2 separate regions of the Homo sapiens genome follow, and region 1 is linked to region 2. The links are chromatin contacts, found by Hi-C or POLR2A ChIA-PET in ENCODE. All regions are on one chromosome and are shown on one strand. The core of a region is the stretch at or near the end of the contact, and the rest is flanking DNA. Distances in the headings are between cores, read along the strand shown.

Region 1 (4,114 bases), core at 158-2,657, 41 kb before region 2:
TTGATGTTGACTTCTTTGAGTTTATCAAAATATTACTCAGATAAATTTTACTTAACTCTACCCTTCCCCAAAACCCTGTTTAAAAATCTATCTTTTTTTCTCATTTGATGAGACGTCTTTCTGCTGTGTGGTCTTTGCAAAGATCGATGAATCTGCTCTGTTGGATTACATGTCTTAAGCTAATTATGGTAGGACATTAGGTTTTGTTAGTTATGTTTTTAAAGATAAGAAAACTGAGGATCAAGAAGATTAAATGAAGTATTCAAGATGTTATGGTAATACGTGGCCACAGAATTCAAACCGAGATCTGAAGCATAATGAAGCCCAATCCTTTTCCACAGCGCCACTCTGACCTTCCCCCTTTTGCCTTGTCTAGCTGATTATTGCATTACCTTTGTTTAACAACCACACTTGCTGTGAAGCCACAAAATCCACTCCAACCACTTTGCTCTTTCTCATCACAGTTAGTGTCCAGTTTGGATATAAGCCTCTGTTTCTCAAAGTATGGTTTCAGTTTCACAATGCTGCTCTCTGCCAGGATCCCTAATGAACCATACAACCATCTAACACTTAGTTCTGAGTTCCTTTCTTCCTCAGCCACACCAATCAGCAAATATCTCTACACACTCTGGATCTTCACACATTCATACCTGTCCTCGTGCTGTTTCCTGACCTTGCAATTCCTTTCCCCAAATTCTCTGCTTATACAAATCTTTTTTTTCCTTTTTAAATATCATCAAGCTTCCTTGCTGCAAACACCACATGCTAGTCTGTTTCATTAGATAAGTAATTTATAAAGGATATTAGGTATTTCACAGAAACTTTTTTTTTTTTTAACTTAAAGGCTACTTTGCAGGACTGGTCCAGTGTAGATAGCACTCCTGGTGCCTGGACGCAAATAACACAGTTTTCACCTCTGACACTAGGAGGTGCTAGACCATTTCCAGCTGCTGTATTGGAAGCTTGGTATCTCTGCTACCACCCTCATCAGGACTAACCAGATCGGTGCTTCATCTACATTATGAGCCTCTGAGGGAAGTCTTGCATGGGTACATCTGACTGGCAGAGCCTAGGTCACATGCCTACTCTGCAGCTACAAGGGAAGCTGGGAAAAGAGGTTTTTGTTTCTGTCTTAAGGAGACACATAACTCTAAAGTGGGAAAGTCCCTCTAAACAGGAAAGGCATTCAAATAGCAGAGATGCCAGGTAAGAATGATAAATGTTCATTACACTGGGGTCGAGTCAAAAAAATTTCCTGAATTGTAAAGTCTCTATAACAGCAAGACTTAAGAGCTCTTTGTGTTGTCCCTCAGGTATTCACCTTTCTGCCGAGTTACAATTGTAACAGATGTGATTCATACCTCTCCCATATCTCCTCATCCTTATTTCAGTTCATGATTTCCAACTGCCATGGCAGTACTTTTTTTTCTTGCCTGAGGGCTTTTTCTGGCCATTTAGCTTCATTACATTTGCCAGTGCTGTAGGCTGAAAGTATGGGGGAATTGACACAAGCCAGGAGCTGCCCTCAACCAATGACTAGGAGATGCTGGATAAATACCTCAGCTACGTTGCACTAGGGTGGGATAGCCCTGAAGCATGTGTTCAGTAATACCCCCCAGCATTTCCCTAGTGGGAATAAGCTCAGACACCTACACTGGCAACTGGCTTGATAACTCCTTTATTGGCTCTCTTCCCTTCCTGTCTCAGTCCTCTGTCAATGTCTCCTTCCTGTCCCAACTACTTGCACTTGAACTTTTGTTCCAGAGTCAGCATCTGGCTGAATCCTGAGTAGACAACTCTCTTCCTCTCTCTCTTTCTTTTTTTTTTTTTTTTTTTTGAAACGGAGTCTGTCTGTTTCACCCAGGTTGGAGTGCAGTGGCATTATCTCGGCTCACTGCAACCTCCACCTCCTGGGTTCACGTGATTCTCCTGCCTCAGCCTCCTGAGTAGCTGGGACTACAAGTGCACACTGCCATGCCTGGCTAATTTTTGCACTTTTAGTAGACACAGGGTTTGACCATGTTGGCCAGGCTAGTCTCGAACTCCTGACCTCAAGCGATCCGCCCACCTCAGCCTCCCAAAGTGCTGGGATTACAGGCATGAGCCACTGCACCCAGCCTTTTCCTTGTAATATAGATAACTCACTACTCATTCATCTCTCTTGTAAGATTCTTGATGGAAAAAAAAAGCATTGCCATTTTTTCCTGTCTCACACAATACGTAGTACAGGCCCTTGTATATAATAAGCACTAAAGAAATATTTGTTTGCATTTGTTGAGTTGAATTAAAATAGGGGTGATGGTCAGATTTTAAGTTTACATCACTGTATAGCCAAAAATTTTACTCTTTCCAGAAGAAGTCACACGTATGATTAATAGTGGTTATTTTTGATGATAGTGATTAGAGTTATGTTGTTGAACTTTCTAGAGTTATGTTGTTGAACTTTCTAACCTTTGTCCAGGTATTTTTATTGCTCTTGAAAATGTCAGCTATCCAGGAGGGTTGTGGCACCTTGTAACCACATACTACTGAATTATCCTATTACTCTGAGCCCTTCAGGGGTGAGTGGCCTGCCAAGACCACAGTCTTTGTGCAAAACGCCTCATGAGAAATGTTGGAAACAGCCAAAGGGATTTGACTGACTCTGTAGTGGCTCCTTAACCCTGGAGCCTCAGCCTGAATCCATGCCTGAGTAGAGTAATTCCTTTTCCCAGCTGCTTTCCTTGTTCCACAGGATGCACTCCCTACCCTAAGGAATAGCTCCCAGATCAGTGGTCTTCCAGTTATTTCATTCTTGAGTTTTTTGGTTTTGAATATGGGCCCAAGGGTCTTTGGCCAGTGGGTATCATTCCAATGGTTCTGATGGGTAATGACAAATAAAACAAATGGTGAATATTATGTAACAGCTGGCTGGCTCTGAATGGTTTTGGCCAAGGTTCTGGAAAAGAATGCAGGAGGGAAGTGGTCAATATACAGGAATGAAATTGGAACGAAGCCATTTTACATTCCTTTGGATGTCAGTCTTTCAGTAGGAGGTTAGAGTAGGATAGCACAGGGACCAATTGAGTGCCCCTCCCCCAGTCTTCCTGCCTCCATTGCAATGCTGAAGAAACTCCCAGACTTTCTTGCTTCTTTCTTGCAGGACCGCTGCTCATCCCTATCCATTAATGCCCACAGTCTCCATGGCATTATTTTCCTTGAGATCCTCTGGACTAATCTCATTACAGCCTTCAGCTCTGTGTAAGCCAATTACCACTTGAAGCCCTGGACTCCCTGGTCATTCCTCACCCCCGAGATGCTCCTTTCTAATAGATATGTATATCTGCTTTATTGACGCCATATCTCATCCCTCTGCAGCCTTCAAAACTCTTCCCTTGTACCTCTGGAATTCAATGTATAGACATGAAACCATCTCCATTCTTTTTTTCTTTCTTTTTTTTTTTTGGAGATGGAGTCTCCTCTGTCTCCTAGGCTGGGGTGCAGTGGCACAATCTAGGCTCACTGCAACCTCTGCCTGCCTCCCGGGTTCAAGCGATTCTCCTGCCTCAGCCTCCTGAGTAGCCGGGACTACAGGCACCCGCCATCATGCCCAGCTAATTTTTGTATTTTTGTAGAGATGGGGTTTCACCATGTTGGCCAGGCTGGTCTTGAACTCCTGACCTCAGGTGATCTGCCTGCCTCGGCCTCCCAAAGTGTTGGGATTACAGGCATGAGCCACCATGACCGGCCTCTCATTTCTAAAATACCTATTTCATGTCCTTGTTCTAACTGGCTCCTCCCTCAAGACACTGCTCCCCTGCAGCCCTCTATACAGGTCACTGGTTTTTCAGCCACGTGCCTGGCGCCACAGGGCCTGGAATAGGATGAGTGTCTTCCTTGCATCTCAGTGCTGCTCCCAAGCCATTGTCCCATATCCTCCATAAAAACACCCAGTTTCAACATGGGACTATGTTGTCTGCCACCTTCCTTCCTTTTGGCAACCATCTGCTGGCTCTAACATCACTTCCCTTCCCTCCTGGATCACCGTCATTTTTCTATCACTACACCCATTGTATTTTTGGTGATTTCAATATCCACACAAATAAGTCTTCCCATACACTGAGCTTTCAGTTTC
Region 2 (3,606 bases), core at 289-2,788:
GTCTTCTTCTAATTCAAGAAAAGGTGGTCTGTAGGTTTGTGATGGCTTTGCCTGATGAAGAAGTTCAGGAACCCTAGTTTTTAAAGATGAAACTGAAACCCAGATCTGTGTGTGTGTGTGTGTGTGTGTGTGTGTGTGTGTGTGTGTTTCCTGCTGTAAAACAGATAACTTATCTCTCTCTTGGGTTATGCACTCTTTGAGGTGAAAGATTTGCTAGCTCAGAACCAAGTGTGGTTCCTCCCCATGGCTGCATAGGGTTCTGAAGTCCTGTGACTGTCTTGGTTCATCAGGAGTTGACCAAGACGGACATGCAGGTTGTCAAGGAGACAGTTCTTTTTGCATTGTTTGATGAAAATCACCTGCCAAAACTTTTAAATTTATTCCACCTGTCTGTAGCTGAGTGCCCAGCCCTTAGCTGTCACCACTACCTGCTCATTTCCCCACAGGCCAATACGTTACATTGAAGCTAAAGGAAAACAATTTAAATTGGTAGGGCTGTTTGTTGTCCTGAGAATTAATTGAGATAATGCACCGAATGGGTTTGGCATGGTGTCTAGCACTTAGTAAACTCTGAAATGGTCACACTTTAAAAATAAATTGAGATGTAGGCTTCATATATAAAGTGCTAAAAGTCTTCACACCTTATCAAGTTAGAAGCAAAAAATCTTTTGCTATTAGATATCAAAACCCTAGTCTGCCATCCTAGACTCCCCCACACACTGGTTATTACAAGTTGTGGATTCACTTTAATATGGAGATTTCAGTCTGTATGCCCCTTGGTAGCACTGGAAAACAGAGAAGAGCAAGGGAAAATCAGAGGCAGAAAAGTTACTCCTGCCTTTTGGCTTTTTTCTCTCTATTCAACAGTGTCACCTCTACCCACGTAGTGCCCAAATTACTAAGAAACTGGCAATGGTGTAAGTTGAGACATTGACTCTGGTTTGGGACAAAGCAGTCTCCAGGTTTGCCACATGCTGCCTGTGGCACATCCCACATCAACAGGGTAAAAACCAACCTGCATTATAGCATAGTGGCTTCAAGTCTAGATCTTTCTTCATGTGAAAATAGTGATGATTCAAACAATAATGATGGCAATAGTACTCATTTCACAGGGTTGTTTTAAGGAGTAAATGCAGTAATACCTGTAAAGTGTTCAGCATACTCCCGGGCACTGGGAGCTATTATTAGGATCTGAAAAGTAGGACTTATGAAACTTTATTCGTTTATCATACACTAATCAGGTGCCTTTTGTCTCTCTCTCTGCCAGGCATGGTGCTAGAAAGAAGGGAAGACTGGGCCTTTGAGTAGTTTATGGCCTAAGAGATAACAACTTAGGATAGGACAAAAGACAGAGGACATGGTTGTATCTTCATGAGCCACCATCCAAAGGCAATGGGAGTGTGCCTGGCCTATGGGAATTTTGTGTTTTGCACAATTGTACACGGATCATGTTGCTACCTGTACTATAGCTTGAACTTTGCCTTCCATGTGGAGCCAAGTGGGATCAACAATTGAGTAATTTCGACGAAGCTATGACTCACAGAATGAAAGGAATCGAGCTCATTTACTTCATTCCTTGCACTAGTCCTCAGGAAGGTCAATGCCCAAATTATCCAAAATATCTAGGGCTGTCTTTTTCTTCCCAGGGCTGTCTGTGGTGGAGACTTAACTGTTCTCTCTGGAAAGCCACTTGTTTAAGAGCCTCCAATCAAGGGTACTTCTTTCTCATAAATAATCTCATTTTCCTGAAGTGAATCAAGCACATTTTCTCTTAATGAAGGGAAGTGAGCCAGGCAGAGTTTCTATAGGTCACAGGTAGCTCAGCACCCTTCCCACTCCTGCTGGTATTCATCCTCAAGAGCAGCTCATGGCCTTATCACTTTCTCTTTGAGGGAGGCATTAGAGTGCCATTCTGCTGCATTCCACAGGGAGAATATTCAGGGAAGCCCTTCCTGAGAATTTGGTTAAAGGTTAAAGCTTAGTTAACCTGGAAACACCCTATTGTTTTTCAAGAAGTCTCACTAACTTTTCACTACCTGGGGCGAGGGCGGGGGTGGAATCTGGGGAATCTGATTTCCTTTTTCCATTGGTTTCTATGACATAATTAGGGCAGCATCTGCAGGGGCACGGATCCGCAAGGTTAAGGAACCCCTCACTCATCTGTCTCTATCTTAGCCAGGGAGCATGCATACTTCTTGAGAGGGGGAGATCGCTCCTTCCAATAGATATTGTTTCACTTACCACCTACAGTTTTTTAAAGCATTAAACAAAATATTACAAATAAGGAAGCTAGGACATAGTACGCTTCAAGTAAATATTAATTCCTTTTCTTCTAGGTTGGAAAGTTCTTCCCTAAACTGATCTGAATTCAACCTCTGTCTTGCACTCAGATTTTTTCTCACTTCACCTTCTGAGTCAGCATGAGGCAAGCACACTTCTCTACATGACAACTCTTGACGTGTTTGAGATAGCTGCCTTCAGTCTCTCCACCATCTCCAGCCATATTTCATGCTCCTCGCTGTCACTATCTCAAGCACAGCCTGTTCTGAAAAGCCCAGCTAAAATAGACCCTCCTTTGCAGTTATTCTATCAATTACCTTGTTTGTTTTCTTCAAGCACTTTCCACCATCTGAAATTTTCTTGTTCATGTATTTGCTTATTTCTTTATTGTTGATGATAATAGGCTCTTTGAAGGCAGAGATCTTGTGTGTTTTATTCACTACTGGCTTTTGTGCCTTAAACTGTGACTGGAAAGCACTCAACAAATATTGGTTAGTTATTCGTTGAATGAGTAAATAAACAAGTCTGAAACCAAAGTCTTTCAGCCATTCCTTATAAAATTGGACTGTATTCTATTTCCTTGGCTCAGGTAACCAGGTAGCTCCATCCTGTAGATGGTAATGAAGGGTAAATGAGCAAAATCAGAGCAAGGAGCATCTGCTCTCCACTTCTCATTCTTCTTCCTTTGGATGCAGTGTGATACTGAGAATAGCAAAAGCTGTCAGAAATTCAGATCTGATATCTGCTGGTATTTTACTGTGTGACTTTGGAAAAGTCTCTCAACCTTTCTGAGCTTCAGGTTTTGCATATAGTGTGATGGTTAATATTGAGTGTCAACTTGATTAGGATTGAAGGATGCAAAGTATTGTTTCTGGGTGTGTCTGTGAGGGTGTTGCCAAAGGAGATTAACATTTGAGTCAGTGGGCTGGGAGAGGTAGACCCAGCCTTAATCTAATCAGCTGCCAGCACAGCTAGAGTAAAGCAGGCAGGAGAAGATGGAAGAGCAGACTTGCTGAGTCTTCCAGCCTTCGTCTTTCTCCTGTGCTGGATGCTTCCTGCTGTCAAACATCAGACTCCAAGTTCTCCAGCTTTTGGACTCTTGGACTTATTCCAGTGGTTTGCTAGGGGCTCTCGGGCCTTCTGCCACAGACTGAAGGCTGGACTGTCGGCTTCCCTACTTTTGAGGTTTTGGGACTCAGACGGATCCACTACTGGCTTCCTTGCTCCTCGACTTGCAGACGGCCTATGGTGGGACTTTACCATGTGATCGTGTGCGTCAATTCTCCTGAATAAACTCCCTTTCAGATATCCACATATCTTATTAGT

What was found. Hi-C counts contacts between places; a loop is a spot of excess contacts on that map. ChIA-PET counts read pairs that join two places held with the same protein, here RNA polymerase II (POLR2A). Pooled maps may share reads with other maps.
Region 1: a loop to region 2 is called in a map of PC-3, with 2.9 times the contacts of the local background. The contact joins two enhancer-like sites. A Hi-C loop is called at or near these places in 6 of 168 maps with a recorded cell type or tissue (Caco-2, Calu3, K562 and 3 more) and 7 of 50 pooled maps. POLR2A ChIA-PET finds 5 or more read pairs at or near these places in 4 of 52 experiments (Caco-2, K562, MCF 10A and 1 more).

Annotation. Positions count from the first base shown.
Region 1 is chr5:36,456,549-36,460,662 of GRCh38, reverse strand. No RefSeq gene overlaps it. Among named protein-coding and RNA genes, the nearest start is that of SLC1A3, 150 kb to the left of the region's middle. Within about 2 kb of position 1,407, at least 2 of the 41 ENCODE cell types and tissues checked have a DNase peak (open chromatin) inside an H3K27ac peak, as active enhancers do; they include PC-3, where a contact is called at or near this core.
Region 2 is chr5:36,416,268-36,419,873 of GRCh38, reverse strand. No RefSeq gene overlaps it. Among named protein-coding and RNA genes, the nearest start is that of RANBP3L, 120 kb to the right of the region's middle. RefSeq lists a silencer at 73-367 and an enhancer at 1,145-2,344. Within about 2 kb of position 1,538, at least 3 of the 41 ENCODE cell types and tissues checked have a DNase peak (open chromatin) inside an H3K27ac peak, as active enhancers do; they include PC-3, where a contact is called at or near this core.